2 separate regions of the Homo sapiens genome follow, and region 1 is linked to region 2. Evidence: read pairs that join two places in POLR2A ChIA-PET (ENCODE). Cell type or tissue: PC-9. All regions are shown on one strand. Region 1 overlaps PDE1A (phosphodiesterase 1A). Region 2 overlaps NCKAP1 (NCK associated protein 1).

Region 1 (8,000 bases), 760 kb before region 2:
CCCCTAATTCCTCTGGATAATAATAACACTATTTCCATTTGAAATTGTGATTTATACTCAGCTTAAAGGACAGATGGAAGGGAATTATTAATGCCACTAGTCTTAGAGTCAGAAGATACAGTCAGCTGAATCGCTGCTGTCTAGGGGTTATTGCTGTTACTTCAGACACAGCACAGCCTTTGCTGAAATGAATTCTCCTTATCTGTTACCTAATTTTGTGATCTTGATTTACTTGTTTTAGGGATAAAATATAATAGATGTAATAGTATCTATCCTGAAGTTATCTAAGATTATTTATATGAAGCATAAAGACAGTGCCTGACACTTAGTAGTCATTAAGTTTAGCTAATAAGAAACATAATTTAGGTCAGGCACGGTGGCTCACACATGTAATCCCAGCACTTTGGGAAGCTGAGGCAGATGGATCACGAAGTCAGGAGATTGAGACCATCCTGGCCAACATGGTGAAACACCGTCTCTACTATAAATACAAAAATTACCTAGGTGTGGTGGCATGTGCCTGCAGTCCCAGCTACTCAGGAGGCTGAGGCAGGGGAATCACTTGAACCCAAGAGGTAGAGGTTGCAGTGAGCCGAGATTGCACCACTGCACTCCAGCCTGGGTGACAGAGCAAGACTCCATCCCCCCAAAAAAAAGAAAAAAAAATCCATAATTTAGAATAGCAACAACATGAATGCAATATGTACAAATTAAAGGTATTTATGATGTCTAATGCATACATTGAATAGTTTTAAAACACAGGAAATTGAAGTAGTGCTTAATTTAGCATGTAATAGAGAGGGATCATCTTTTTCTCCCTCTTTTTTCCTAGCAAGGAATTGACAAGAAAGGATTTCCACTTTTGAAAGATTAGTTTGTCTGCAGTATGAGAGATGACTTGGGGTGAGTTGAGGATGACTCCTTGGCTTCCAGTGCGAATGGAAAGGAGGAGTCTGTTGATGCCACTAATGGAAACCAGATGATCTGGGTGGGGGAAAGATTTGAATACTATTATTGATTTGGTTTCTAACATGTTGAGGATAAGGTGCAAGAATAATGTCATCAATCATTTATGTTAAAATATAAATACTAATATTACTATTGATGAAATAAAATAGAAATAAAGCTACCGATAGGCTTTTGGGAACCTGATATTAGAGATGCTTATTTAACATATGCTGATACAACTGCGTTTTATTCTTTTGTGTATTTGTTAGGTTGGTGCAAAAGTAATTGTGGTTTTTGCAATTAAAATTGTCAGTAGTCTTAGAATCAGAAGATACAGTCAGCTGTATCTTTTGCAATTAAAATTGCAAAAACCACAATTATTTTTGCACCACCCTAAATATTATAAGATTGTATCTATTAAATGCTGCTAAGCTATATTTAACTTTTTTTTTTTTTTTGTCAAGATGCTGCTATCTGGTATTTAAGGACACAAATGTAATAGATGTATTTTTATACTCTGTGGTACAAGCTCTTTGGCCCCAAAATGATAACTTTGGCCTGAGAAAGGCATTATGATGATTTACTTTCTTTTTTTTTTTATTTTTTTATTTTTTTTGAGACAGTTTCGCTCTTGTTGCCCAGGCTGGAGTGCAATGGCGCAATCTTGGTTCACTGTAACCTCTGCCTCCCAGGTTCAAGCAATTCTCCTGCCTTAGCCTCCCAAGTAGCTGGGATTTCAGGCGCCTGCCACCATGCTGAGCTAATTTTTTATATTTTTAGTAGAGATGGGGTTTCACCATGTTGGCCAAGGTGGTCTCGAACTCCTGACCTCAGGTAGTCCCTCTGCCTCAGCCTCCCAGAGTGCTAGGATTACTGGCGTGAGCCACTGTGCCCAGCCACTTTCTTGAGCTAAATTTTATAGAATGTTGAATGGCAACATATTTCCTATAGGGCTTAGGCATTTGACAGATATATGCAGGGATGACCTTCCTACAGATGGAGCAAGAGATTTTATATTCTATTTGCTTCCTGTACCTCACAATTAATTTAGAATATTAAATTTTCACTGTCAAAGCACATTGAATGCTAAAGTACATTAATTATTTAATTTATTTATAAATATTTCAAAGTATTATTTACTCTTTAGGGTGAATAAAGGCCATGAGTGCAAGATTAGTAGGGGGCCCTGTAGGTAAACTATGAAGGAACTAGAACTTTGTATAAAGAGAATGTTAGAATCTCTGAGTATAGATTTGGCCACCTTTATAATTTCCTCATTCTGTCCCAGGATAAGGAATATTTATTTTCCATCAAGGTAAAAGCAGAGGTCATCGCAATAAGCATTGTGAAAGAAGAATTTATATTTTTCTTAGAGGTTTCGCTGTCATTTGAGGATGCTGCCTTCAGGGGGCCAAAATACACTTTTAAAAATGAGGAGTAAGTAGAAAAACTAGTCCCATAGAAATGGAAACTCAAGGCAGCCTGAGGTTCTCAGGCCCCACAGCTTATACCTGTCTTTACAATTCCCTGGAGATCCTTCAGGTTTCTTCTCTGAAAGTCTGTAAGAGAACTAGTAATTGTTTTTAAATGCCTTCCTACCATTGTAAAGTGCTCTGACAGCCATTAATAAGGTATGAAATCCATTGACCTAACAGCACCTTTTTGTTGTTGTTGTTTGTTTTTTGCATTTCTCTGAAACCAAAAAAATTTCTATAGTTTTGCTTTGTTTTTGTTTTTCTTTTTTTCTTGAGAGGAGTCTCACTCTGTCGCCCAGGCTGGAGTGCAGTAGCATGGTATCGGCTCACTGCAACCTCCGCCTCCTGGGTTCAAGCGATTCTCCTGCCTCAGCCTCCCGAGTAGATGGGACTACAGGCACCTGCCACCATGCCCAGCTAATTTTTGTATTTTTAGTAGAGACAGGGTTTCACCATATTGGCCAGGTTGGTCTCGAACTCCTGACCTTGTGATCCGTCTGCTCCAGCCTCCCAAAGTGTTGGTATTACAGGCGTGAGCCACCGCGCCTGGCCAGTTTTGTTTTGTTTTGTTTTAATGAAGAAGATAAGACAGGGTAAAGTATAGAAATCTTGAGAAAACTCTTCATTGAAACTTCAATTTTGGAGAAAGAAGCAACGTCGATAACAAATATGCAGGAATCCCCTGACCACAGGGACAGGGGCTTAGGAGACACTCCTCCTAAGGACAGCCTTTGGAGACATTCTAAGGCTGAGGGTGAAATCTGAGAGACCACTGGTTCTATAGAGAATTTGATTGGGAGAGGAGAGGAGCATGCACTAATCTAGCCTTATTTGGAAAATTTAAGGAATTTAGGCCCTCTAATGACCCTTCTTTACTTCTACAAATGGGCCCTTCTAAATTCGAAGAACGCCACGAAAAACATTTAAGCATTTAATAATTACAGCAACTAATACATTCACTTTCAGTAAAATATTGGTCTGATATAACTATATTTCTGTGAATGTTATAAATATTTTATGGAATATTAGAACCCCTGGTGTAATCGGTGTTTATAGTACTTTTATGGCTCTTGAAACTAAAAGCTTTACTTTTTTACATTTAAAGTTATCTTGGCTCATAGCTACAGTTCTTTTCATTTCTGCAATTTTAGGGGTTATGTTTATGATTTTTTTGAAAAGCCAGATCCTTGGCTGAGAATGGACTAAGTACATTTGTATTACTATGGACAATGAAATTTATTTTGAAATAACACACTTTATACTACTTCTAGCAACATTTAAAAATAGAGAGGCCTGACTGTATACAATTCAAGGTAAAGTAAACATTTTGACCTTTCCTTCCAAATAACTTGCATTTCTAATTATTTTTTTCTTCTTGGCTAACAAGGTAATAATGATTAATAAATGCAGATTTTGTTCAAATATAGATTTTTTTCATGTGTCACAAAACAGCTAGTTGAAGAAGGGAAAAATCCACGTAGTTATTGTTATTTAGTTTAAAATACAAACACATTTTGATGGAAGTAACTATTTTTGTAAAAAAATTAACTGCATTGACTTCTTATCTTGCCAACCTGACATGTGTGTTCAAGAGGAGAATAAAAAGCAAAAACCTGTCTTCTTTTACCAATGATTACTTTTTTGGCTGATATTGATCTCTCTCTCCTATCAGTCATAGTTAAAATAAAGCAGCATCCTCCAAATCTACCCATTACTGTCAGTAGGTGTGTTGATCTGCATGAAAACTCGAGGAGACATTAATTGTATTAATAAATATCACAGGCTTGTTGCGAAAATGCCTTGGAAATGAGAACTCGCTCTACTGCCTTTTACCATTAGCAGCTTATTCAAGAGTCAGAAATCAGCGTTTCTCAAGACTGCAAATTCTGGATACAATTCTGATCTCTGGCTAGTTTCTCACGGCTTTAGAGGGTGAAACTAAAGTAGTAGCACTAAAGAATGGGATAACGTTGATGGGATTTTTAAGAATAATACAAATAGCTTGTCTTCCAGAAATATACAGCATTTAAAAAATTCTTAGTGTCTGAGTCCATTTGTTAAATAAAATGAGTTCGGTAGACAAACTAATAAGAAAATGATTTAGAAGTTAACACATCACAAAATTTCTCTGCATTTTTCTGAAATATTCACACACACACACACACACACACACACACACACACACGAACCTTTCTTGAAAGGTTGCTCTTGAAAAATTCTAAAAATCAGCTCTTTCCTTTGCTACTTTTCTGATTTTTTGAATTTCTATCCAGGCTCTAATTTTGTTCAAAACCAATAGAAGGAATTGCAAGTCTAGCATTACATTCTGCAGATCAAAAAGGAAAATACTTCTCTTAATTGGTTACTTTTTAAACTTGATGATTGTGTTGGAAATGTGCTTTTAAATTGTGCCCAGATCTTTAGAAATTCAGCGTTAAGTAACTATCAAACAACAAAATACTTCATAAGCAATGGTGTAGTATACTGATACTTTGCCTCGGAAAGTATAAAGCTTAAAATAGACTAGCAGGATAACAAATACCACCAATTCCTCACATTTGAAGCCCTCTTACTTTTGTTCTATCACTTTGCTCCTCACAATCATCCTGGGAAGTAGGCAGGATGGGAAAAGGTAAGAAGGTGTATAGAGACAGGAAGGGGAAGACTCATGTCTCCCACTCCTGGAAGAATGAGAAGCTAGGGCCTACCCTTGAGTTTTCTGAAGTCAAGTCCAATTATCTCTCTAATTTGCATTATTAGGCTTCTTATGTTTGACCAATGTACATAAAATACAGTCTTTAACAAGAAACACAAGATGTTTACATTTAAACTGTAGCTGAGCACCATGATGAGCTCTGGACAGACCTCTTTTGATTTACCTCAAAATCTCTAGCACAGCCAGTGGAATTTAAGACACAGTATTTAGCTTCTTAGTACCTTCCAAAGGAATGAAGACATATATTTGCAAATTGCTTTGTAAAAGTGCTGTTTTCACTGTCCGAGATGAAAAACCCAGTCACCTTGGCTAAATGCAGAGCAGAATGGTATCAGTACTGTGGGTCTGACAAAGTGACAGTTTTACAGATGGCTATGTGAGGATGAACAAAAATAAAACATACAAGAACCACTGCAGTCCTGCTAATTTCTAGGACATATGCATAGATACATAGACACAGTTCAATATCTTATGTCAAATCAGAGAAATGCATACAGCAAGGAGTTTCAGGTTCATTGCTTATTTACCTCCAAAGGTGTACATTATGCAGTATGACTAAGAATAAGTGAGAGTAATATGGGATTTATTTAGTTAGTTCAATGCAAGAAAACATTTTACCTGTTGGAATTAATATCATATTTCAGTTTAAGTTTCACAAAGAAAAACTTGTTTTGCTTGAAAGACATATTTGTTGGCAGTATAAACTTAATTATTTTGACCTTTAGCTCCACATTTTTCTGTTTTGCTGCATATGTTTCTGAAGGGGATTTGAAAATCGTTTACTTTTAAAAATCCAGAAATTGGTGAACTTTCAACAGATCTGAACTCAATTTCATTGAATTTACTAATCTCATGATCCTGTCAGGTATTCTTTGTCTGTTTTGAAATCAGTAAAACAAAAGGATAATACAAATCGTGATATTATTTGGAGATCTAATGGTAATCTTCAGGAGTCTCTGGGATTTTAGTTTTGTTTTTTCCCACAGTAATTTTTTTAGGGTCTTCTTTAAGTCAGAGATGAGCTACCTTCATTATGATATACTCTTTTTAAAAAAAATTAAAGGGAAATTTATGGGCAAATCTGAAGGGTATAAACAGGAACACTTGTATAATACTTGATTAAGATATAGAGCATTTCCATTACCCCCAGAAAGTTGCCTTAACCTCGTCCAAGGAATCCTAACCCATATAGGCACCTACTGTTCTGATTTCTATCACCATATATTAATTTTGCCAATTTTTGAACTTCATATAAATTGGTTTATAGTATTATTTTGAGATTTATTGTCATTTGTATCATTAGTCTATTTTTCATTGTTGCTGGATATTCCATTGTATGACTGTACCATGATTTATTTTTTATCCATTTCTATTTTTGATGAATATTTGGACTGTTTCTAGCATTGAGTTTTTTTAAGTAGTAGTATAATGACTACTCCTATATAAGACATTTGGTGGGCATAAATACTCATTTATCTAGGGGTAAAAGTGCTGGGTCCTAAGGGATATTAACTATCCCTTCATATTAACTTCAGTAGATGATATCCAGTAGTTTTCCAGAGTGATTGTAATAATTTATCCTCCCACCTGTGATGTATGTATGATACCTCCAGTTGTTCCTCATTTTTGGTAACACCTTATATTTTCAATTATTTTAATTTTAGTCATTCTCATGGGGCTATATGATATTTCATTATGGTTTAATTTATAATTCTTTGATAAGTAAAGAAAATGAACATACTTGTATGTAAGTATTACCTACTTGTACATTTCCTTTTATAAAATATCCATTCAAATTGGCCTGATTTTCTTTTTACTATTGATTTGTTGGAGTTCTATATGCAATTGGACACAAGTCCTTGGACAGATATTTGTAGTACAAATATTTTCTCTCAGTCTATGGTTTGCATTTTCTTAGTAGTGCCTTTGGAAGATCAGAAGTTTTGAGTTTTGCTTTTTTCCACTTCATTTTTTTTTTCTTTTATGGGTAATGCTTTATGTGTCTTCTCTAAGAAATATTTACCTACCCCCGAGATTAGAGAGATCTTCTCTTGCGTTTTCCTCTAAGATCTTTATAGTTTTAGGTTTTGTCTTAAACTCCTTAATTTTGAATTAGTTTTTGTGTTAAGGTGTAGGTAGGGGACAAGTTTCCTTTTCTTCCCATACATTCACTAATTGCTGTTCCATTTCCTTTTGTGGAAAGACTTTCCTTTCCCCATGTAGTTGTTTTGGTGCCTTTGTAAAGATCACATGACATTATATATATGAGCCTGTTTCTGAAATCACTCCTCTATTTTAATGATCTATTTGCCTAGCCCTATGCCCTATGCCAATAACACAGTGCCTTGATCACTGTAGCTTTATACTAACTCACATAAGGAGGAAGTGTAAGTCCTCCAACTTCTTTAATCTTTTTCAAAATTGTTTTAGCTGCCTTAGACTCTTATATTTCTATACAGATTTTAGAATCAGCCTTTCAACTTCTACAAATAAGCCTGTTACAATTTCTGATAAAGATTATGCTAAATTTATTAAAAATTTGTAAGAATTGACATCTTAGAAATATTGAGTCTTTCAGTCATTAACATATCTCTCCATTTATATAGGTCTTAAAATTTCTCTCAAAAATGTTTTGTGGTTTGCAGTGTGGAGGTTTCATATACATTTAATTAAAGGTTTCCCCCAAAATTTTATTATTTTATGCTGTTATAAAGCATACTGTTTTCAATTTTTATTTTCAAATTGTTTGCAGCTTGCATACAGAAACACAATTGATTCTACAACTAATAAACTCATTTATTAATTCTAGTAAGTAGCCTTTTGTAGATCTCTTGAGGTTTTCTATGCAGATGCTCATGTTT
Region 2 (8,000 bases):
CAATAAAGAAAATGTGGTACATATATATCATGAACTACTACACAGTCATAAATAAGAATGAGATCATGTCCTTTGCAGCAACATGGATAGAGCTGGAGACCATTATCCTAAGGGAATTAACACAGAAAGAGAAAACCAAACACCTCACATTTTCACTTAAAAATGGGAGCTAAACATCAAGTACACATAGATAGTGCAGTGGCTCACGCCTGTAATCTCAGCATTTTGGGAGGCTGAGGTGGGTGGATCACGAGGTCAGGAGATCGAGACCATCCTGGCTAACACGGTGAAACCCCGTCTCTACTAAAAAATACAAAAAATTAGCCAGGCGTGGCGGTCGGCGCCTGTAGTCCCAACTACTCAGGAGGCTGAGCCAGGAGAATGGCGTGAACCTGGGAGGCAGAGCTTGCAGTGAGCCGAGATCACGCCACTGCACTCCTAGCCTGGGCGACAGAGCGAGACTCTGTTTACAAAAAAAAAAGGAGCGACACACACCAGGGCCTACTTGAAGGTAGAGGGTGGGAGGAGGTTAAGGGTCAAAACACTACCTATTGGGTACTTATGCTTACTACCTAGGTGACAAAATAATCTGTGTGCCAAACCCATGACATGTCATTCGCCCATATAACAAACCTGCACATGCACCCCTGAACGTAAAATAGAAGTTGGAAAGAAAAAAAAAATGCTCAAACAAGTATGTAAACTATGTAGAAGTGCTGATTAAATGTAGAGAATTTTAAATGTCTAAAACTGCTCCTTTCAGAAATCCACTCAAGTCAGAGGTAAAAAAATAAAGGCATAAACCTACCAAAAAAAAAAAAAAGGAAACAGCAGAAAAAACAAGATCAAAGGAGAAAAGTCAACAAATTCCTGGAAGATGGAAACTAGAGCAAAGAATAAGGAGAGGTGAGAAATTTGATTAGCAAGTTCTTATAATGGAGATAAAATGCAGAAGCAAGTTAAATCACACCTCAAGAGGGAGGAAAGGAGGAAGGGATCAGAAATTGAAGGCAATGGCACAGAAAGGAAGGCTTGAGGCTGAAAACAAGACAATAATTTAATCATGGCAGCCTGCCAGATATATAAAACCTCCTACCTCCACCCTGCACTAATCTCCAAAAGACTTCCACTCTCCAGCTGAAGGTCATGTGCTTGATGAATTATTTGCAGGAATCATCTGAAGCCTAGGATGAGGATATCTTTCTCCAGAGAAGATCTGTGTTAGCTTCTGCTAAGTACATTGGGGCACTACCAACCTAGGACCACATTAATCCAGGTCCAAGGATTGAGATGCCTTAGATAAAGCATATAACATAAACAGGGCTGCAAATCCTGGGGAGGGGTGACTCATTTCCAGTTCACCCCTACCCCGAAGTTAGACAGTGTCTATGTAAAGAGGGCTGGGGAGAAATTATGCAGACTTCCTTCCCATGCCCTACTTTGAGAAGGCTTTACTCTAGGTTTTTGACTACTGACACCCTTGTTCCACAAGGCCACCAGAATTCAGCTTAGTTTTACAAATGTTACTTCTGCTTCAGTACACATGCCTGGGTGAAAAGTGGCTTCCAAAGCTGGGCTTATGTCTCTGATTTCCCAGGTTCTCCTTGGCGTCAGCCTAGAAATACTTCACTATCTTTTTAGTTCTTCTTTAAAGAAGATTATTTTATAGAGATATATATATATCTCCAGCTTTTTAAGTTGTTCTTTGGAAATAAGGAGGTCTGAATTACCTACCAATACTGGAAGCAAAAATCTGTAAGTTCTTTTGTTCCTATAATTTCAAAAATTAGGTTATTCTAAGGAAATTTTATAGGACGCTAAAAAAATTAGAATCATCACTGACAGAATAACTTTTAGAGATTTATTTCAATGAGACAGACTAGTATACAACACACTGAATTTATCTATATGAAACATCATTATGATCTGTAGGATTTCTTATGTAATAAAATATAAGAATACGTATGAAGTATGCCTCAGTACACAGAGGCTGAGAAAACAAAGTCACAAATAAACACCTTCTCAAGTTCTTAATAATACACAAGTAGTTGAATACTAAACAATCTGGATTATTAGGAGAGAACTCAAACAAAATCACTATAAAACATTATACAATTCCAGAAAATGGAATCCTTACAATTAACCTTGTTTTGAAGAACTAAATGATGAAGGCACAATATTAAAAATATAAATATTTCATAGGAAGCCTTCTGAAAAACATAATCCTTAAATAAGTCAGGATTTAGTATTTGAGAAGCAAAAAAGTAAAAACAAATACCAAAAAATATTACTACAATATTAAATCATTAATAAAATATGGAAGTTATTATGAAGGTAAAATGAAAAGTCAAGTAAGAAAAGAATCACATAGGAGATTACTAGAAAGCTAACATCAAAAGTTTTCAAGAAAAAATGTTTTAACATCCTTAACCATCTTGGTTAAGGATATTTAAAAAGTCAACATTGTTTACAGTCGTTCCGCATTCCCCTAACTTTAAATTTTAATATCTGAGCGAGAATACAGCCACTCCAAAATATAAGAGAGAAATGTTAAAACATAAGCACCTTCCATTTCTTCTCAAGAATGAGAATATATTTGATAACATTCATACTTACAGACAAGGCTAAAATAGTTAAGTTTATAAAATAATTGTTAAAAGACTAGGATAAAATCTGTACTCAAAAAAAGACCCTAGAATAATGGACAATACCTAACAAGATAAACTCTACTAAGAAAAACTACAAAGCATACACTCAGGTCTAAAAATTTCACAAAATATAAGATGTGGAAAGCCATGGTTTAAGGTTAGCATAAGTGAAAAAAAGAGACAATTCATCTGATTGCAAGTTGATTGTGAAAACAGTATGGCATAGCTACCAAATGTGTTCATGCTATCTTAAACTGTGTCAGTAAGTACAGTATCCAGAATAGATAAATGTACTCTCACTCATCACACCTTATCTGAAACTCATTCTTGGTTCAGGGCACTATTCTCTAAGAGTGACAACAAAAAAAACAGAGTTTGTACAGAGGAAGGAGTGAGAAAGATGGCAAAGAGACTGAATATGAATATATTCCACACGAGGAAGAGAAAGATGATACATGAAGGGAAGCAGTTTTTAAATACGTGAAGAGTGATCTCGTCAAAGGCAATCCCTGCCTCTTGATGTAAGAATAAGGACCAATAAAAAATTACTACTTAGATACTAAATCAACATAAACTAGAGATGTACAGTAATTGATAAGATGGCCTCATTTTCAAAAAGACTAGCTAATACATCTAGAAAAATGCAACATGTGCTCCTTCATCAGATAGGAGTAGGTTAGATGACTACTGAGATCCCTCTCAGCTCTACAGGCAGTGTAGCATGGTACTAGCATAATCTGTGGTGCTAGACAGACTGAGTTCAAATTTCAGTTTCACCACTGACTAAAATGTGAGCGTGCGTAAGTTATTTAATCCTTCTTGGCCTCACTTTCCTAATTTGTAAAATAAGGAAAACACCTCTTTTAAAGATGTAAAGGAGTTAATAAGATAAGTGAAGATCTTAGAAAAGTCCTTGAATAAAACAGAGTTAAGAAAGCTGGGGCCAGGCACAGTGGCTCGTGCCTGTAATCCCAGCACTTTAAGAGGCTGAGGTGGGTGGACCATTTGAGCCCAGGAGTTAGAGACCAGCTTGGGCAATATGGCGAAACCCTGTCTCTACAAAAAATTAGCCGTACTTGCTGGCACATGCCTGTAGTCCCAGCTACTCAGGAGGCTGAGGTGACAGAATCGCCTGAGCCCAGGGGGGCCAAGCTGGCAGTGAGTCATGATCACACCACTGCACTCCAGCCTGGGTGACACAGCAAGACTCTGTCTCCAACAAATAAACAAACAAAGCTAGCTATTTTTATTTTTGCATCCAACAAATATTTACTAAGTGCCTAATATGTGTTAGGTCTGCAGCAAGGTTTTAACAGAGTTTAGAACTGCATTTATACTCTAGTGAGAGTGACATGAACAAATACACTGCATGAGAGGTCACAATTAAGATACACATACAGCTGAATGAAGAGAATAAAAAGTGATGTTTGCTATTTTAGAAAGCTTGGTCAGGAAGGACATTCTGATACGGTGACATATGAAAAATACATGAATGTCACGAACAGGCAAGTTATGACCATGTCTTAGTGAAGGGTAGTTTGAAATGACACAACAGCAATCAGGCCAGCCATGCTAGAAAAGTGAAGGAGGAAGGAAAAGCAGAAGGCCAGATCCTTGCAGTATTAAGGAACTGTTCATATAAATGAATTCAGAGAGACTCAAAATAGGCTAATTTTTATTACCATACCATGATACTGTATCCATCAAATTAAATAACAAAAAAGCAAAAAATAATACAGATAATTCTAGAAGTGCCTAGTTTATTCAGTCTGAAATAAAAAATAGCTGGCTAAAGTAAAATTTCAGAGCCATAATTCTTCTATTATCTCATACTGAAGGAACACAAGAAAAAAAATTGGAGATGAGAAATTTCTTATTTGAGAACAGTAGGATAGAAAAAAATTATGTATTTACAGCAGAATTAGTCTAATAAATAAGAATGATACTGCTTGTAAAGAACCAAGACCAGCATTTCAATGTTTGTATATTTACAACCATATAAAGTTTATAAACTTTATATTTTAAGCCATCTAAAAGTTGACTTTTATACAATAATTGCAGAAAACTTTAAAAATAACAATGAGAGGATAATGATACAATGAATACTAAAATAACAGACATTATGCTGAGTACCTAAAAGCTTGACATGCATGATCTCATAAAATTCTCTCAAAGTACAAGCTTAAACATTTGTCCGAAATCAAAGCTTGTAAGTGACAGGTCTGAAATTCAGGAAAGTCTAACTTGAAAGCTTGAGTTTTTTCTTTTTTTTGAGACAGAGTCTCACTCTGTCATGCAGGCTTGAGTGCAGTGGTGTGATCTCAGCTTACTGCAACCTCCGCCTCCCGGGTTCAAGTGATTCTCCTGCCTCAGCCTCCCTAGTAGCTGGGATTACAAGTGCCCACCACCACACCCAGCTAATTTTTGTATTTTCAGTAGAGGGGGGATTTCACCATGTTGGCCAGGCTGGTCTTGAACTCCTAACTTCAGGCAATCCCCCACCTCGGCCTCCCAAAGTGCTGGATTACAGGCATGAGCCACCACGCCTGGCTGAAAGCTTGAGTTCTTAACCAATGGGTAATATTGCCTCTCCTTAAATCTTTGATTATACTAAGCTTTTAGTCACACTGACTCTTGCTATTTATTCACTCAGCAAAATACTATTAAGTTTGTGGAAATTAACTTGTTCTATATATTTGCTCAATTTTCAGTAAATCAGATTAACCACATTTAGAACTCTATGTGCTACATCTGAACTGTAAGCTACTTACCACTACCGTCTATCATTTTCTTAAGAAACTAAAAATTGGCCAGGCACGGTGGCTCATGCCTGTAATCCCAGCACTTTGGGAGGCCGAGGTGGGTGGATCTCTTGAGGTCAGGAGTTCGAGACCAGCCTGGCCAACACGGTGAAACACCGTCTCTACTAAAAATACAAAAATAAGCCAGGCTTGGTGGTGCGTGCCTGTAGTCCCAGCTACTTCGGAGGTGGAAGTTGCAGTGAGTTGAGATTGTGCCACTGTACTGCAGCCTGGGCAACACAGTGAGACTCCATCTCAAAAAAAAAAAAAAAACAAACAAACAAAAACTAAAATATCAAGACTCAAGTAACCACCAAAAAGCTTTTACGAAGAAAATGTTTATTTTAAAACATGATTTCTCTATTCTGCTTGTAAGTTCAAAAGTTTTGGTGGCCCAAGTTCAAATTCTTTCAAAAACTACATAGTTATTATATATACAGATTCGTTTAATATAAATCACCGTAGCTGTAGGATATTTCTAAAAGGCTAATAAAAAGGTATTTAAAATGTTGTTGCTTCAGTTCCTTTACATCTTTACTGAAACATTAAGCATTCTGAAGGCATTTTTCATTCAACTTAGAGGGCATAAGATAATTTAAAAGATTACCTAAGAAAAAGCAATAAGCCCAGTAATTTTTGTATTATAATCTATGGAAAGCAAATACATTCAAACCGCAAGTGTGAACAAATTGTTAACTTTGGCTGGAATTTTGAAGCTGGTATTTCAAAGAAAACATCATGATTCAATACTATGAAGGCCTGACCACAAGCCAAAGACTCTGAGGTTCTGTCCCCTTTACCAAGTCAATTCACCTATTTTCGCTTTCCATTTTCTCACCTACAAAATAGAGAAAACTAAACTAAGATGCCATAAAAAGGCCTTGCTAGCTATTTAATTTTCATTTTCATATTAGTACTTTCATGTTGGATTAAAATAATTAACATTGTAGGCTTGTTGCTCATATCCCTGAAATGTTTTTCAGGAATTAATGTTTAAAAGCTAAAATTAATAAAGACTATATTACCTTAAGTTCAGCAACTTGTGATGAAATATGCCACATAAGGCTTTCACTTAGAAACTTCATACCATATGGGCCTAGTAGTTCTGATAATGACCTCATTTCTGAAAGAAAACATACTTAATTTTATACTTCCGACAGAGCAAATACTTTAAGAAAATGAACATTAACACAATACAACATCTCATTATAAAAACTAATGTAAAATCCTGATAAAAGTCTCTAGAGTGAAAGAGAGAATACAAAATGCAAAAGTAATTCTAAGATACAATATGCAGTTACGCATATAATTGAATGAAATAGTCACAACAGAATCAAAAGTCTAAAGAATCAAGACACTAGCAAAAGAATTAAGTGTTCTTCATTCTCTAAACTGTGGTATAGTACTATTCACCTGATATGTCAGAATATTCCTCTGCATTGAATGTTAATTCATTTTCTGTAGGTAAGTTCACAAACGCTTTCATTGCAGGAAAATATGCTATATGGCCATTGCTGACTTGTCGTAACAAAGTTTCCAAATACCTAAGGAGAAACGTAAACTTATAACCGGAAGAAACTGCTTAATTCAGAATGTATCATGATATACATTCCTGCATATAATTTTAAGTTGACTGATAATATGAATAAGTACTTATTCACAAAAAAATTAATTTTCCTAAGTACTTCATTACAAATTTTCCGCTACTACAAATTTCTAAATGCATTCCTTACCAATTTGTGTATAGACTTGTAATGGTTGGCTCTCCATGACTGTCTAAATGTTGTGTTTGTTGAAGAAGCACATTATTAAATACTCTTGTAATATCAATCTGCACATAGTTTTCTATTGACTGGAGTACGGTCATGTATGCTCTTACACTTGTTAGAAGTTCTGAAGGTTTTGCAATTTCCTGTGTGGCTTGATTATACATAGTCATCCCAACAATTGACCTGGGAAGAAGGGATAGAAGAATAAGAAAAGCCTCTGACTTTTCCATTCATGTAAAATAAACCACTCAACCTACTGTTATCTAATATTAAACAAGCAATAAAATTAACTTTAAAAATAATTTATTACAAAGCTGTAAAATTACTGTCATTATCTTCCCAGGAAACAGCGTAAAAAAAGAATGAAGGCCGGGCATGGTGGTTCACGCCTATTGTAATCCCAGCATTTTGGGAGGACGAGGCGGGCAGATGACTTGAAGTCAGGAGTTCGAGACCATCCTGGCCAACATGGTGAATCCTTGTCTCCACTAAAAATACAAAAATTAGCTGGGCCTGGCACATGCCTGTAATCCTGGCTACTTGGGAGGTTGAGACAGGAGAATCGCTTGAACCCAGCAGGCAGAGGTTGCAGTGAGCTGAGATTGCACCACTGCACTCCAGCCTGGGCAACAGAGTGAGACTGTCTTAAAAAAAAAAGAAAAAAGAAAACTTAAAAACTACAACGAAATGTGAATAAAATGATTAAAAACATTCTAAGTATACCAGTAACAAAAGTGATTTAAGTATAAAGAGGGTTTTACAAATTGCTTTAACATGGTAAG

What was found. Peaks named below come from ENCODE experiments on the same cell type or tissue, not always from the same donor. Only the 100,000 strongest peaks of a DNase experiment are listed, where the experiment ranks them.
Region 1: POLR2A ChIA-PET joins it to region 2 with 10 read pairs; 2 of 35 experiments call an interaction of 5 or more read pairs at or near these places.

What each region holds. Positions count from the first base shown.
Region 1 is chr2:182,190,311-182,198,310 of GRCh38, forward strand. The region is part of intron 10 of PDE1A (phosphodiesterase 1A); the gene reads right to left. Among named protein-coding and RNA genes, the nearest start is that of PPP1R1C, 210 kb to the left of the region's middle. In PC-9, no CTCF peak of the experiment used is centred here; no DNase peak of the experiment used is centred here.
Region 2 is chr2:182,945,931-182,953,930 of GRCh38, forward strand. It overlaps NCKAP1 (NCK associated protein 1), which reads right to left. Exons shown (of 31, transcript NM_013436.5): 21 at 7,183-7,401; 22 at 6,863-6,993; 23 at 6,475-6,572. Among named protein-coding and RNA genes, the nearest start is that of FRZB, 83 kb to the left of the region's middle. RefSeq lists an enhancer at 3,673-4,172. In PC-9, no CTCF peak of the experiment used is centred here; a DNase peak (open chromatin) is centred at 3,791; H3K27ac peaks cover 2,528 bases.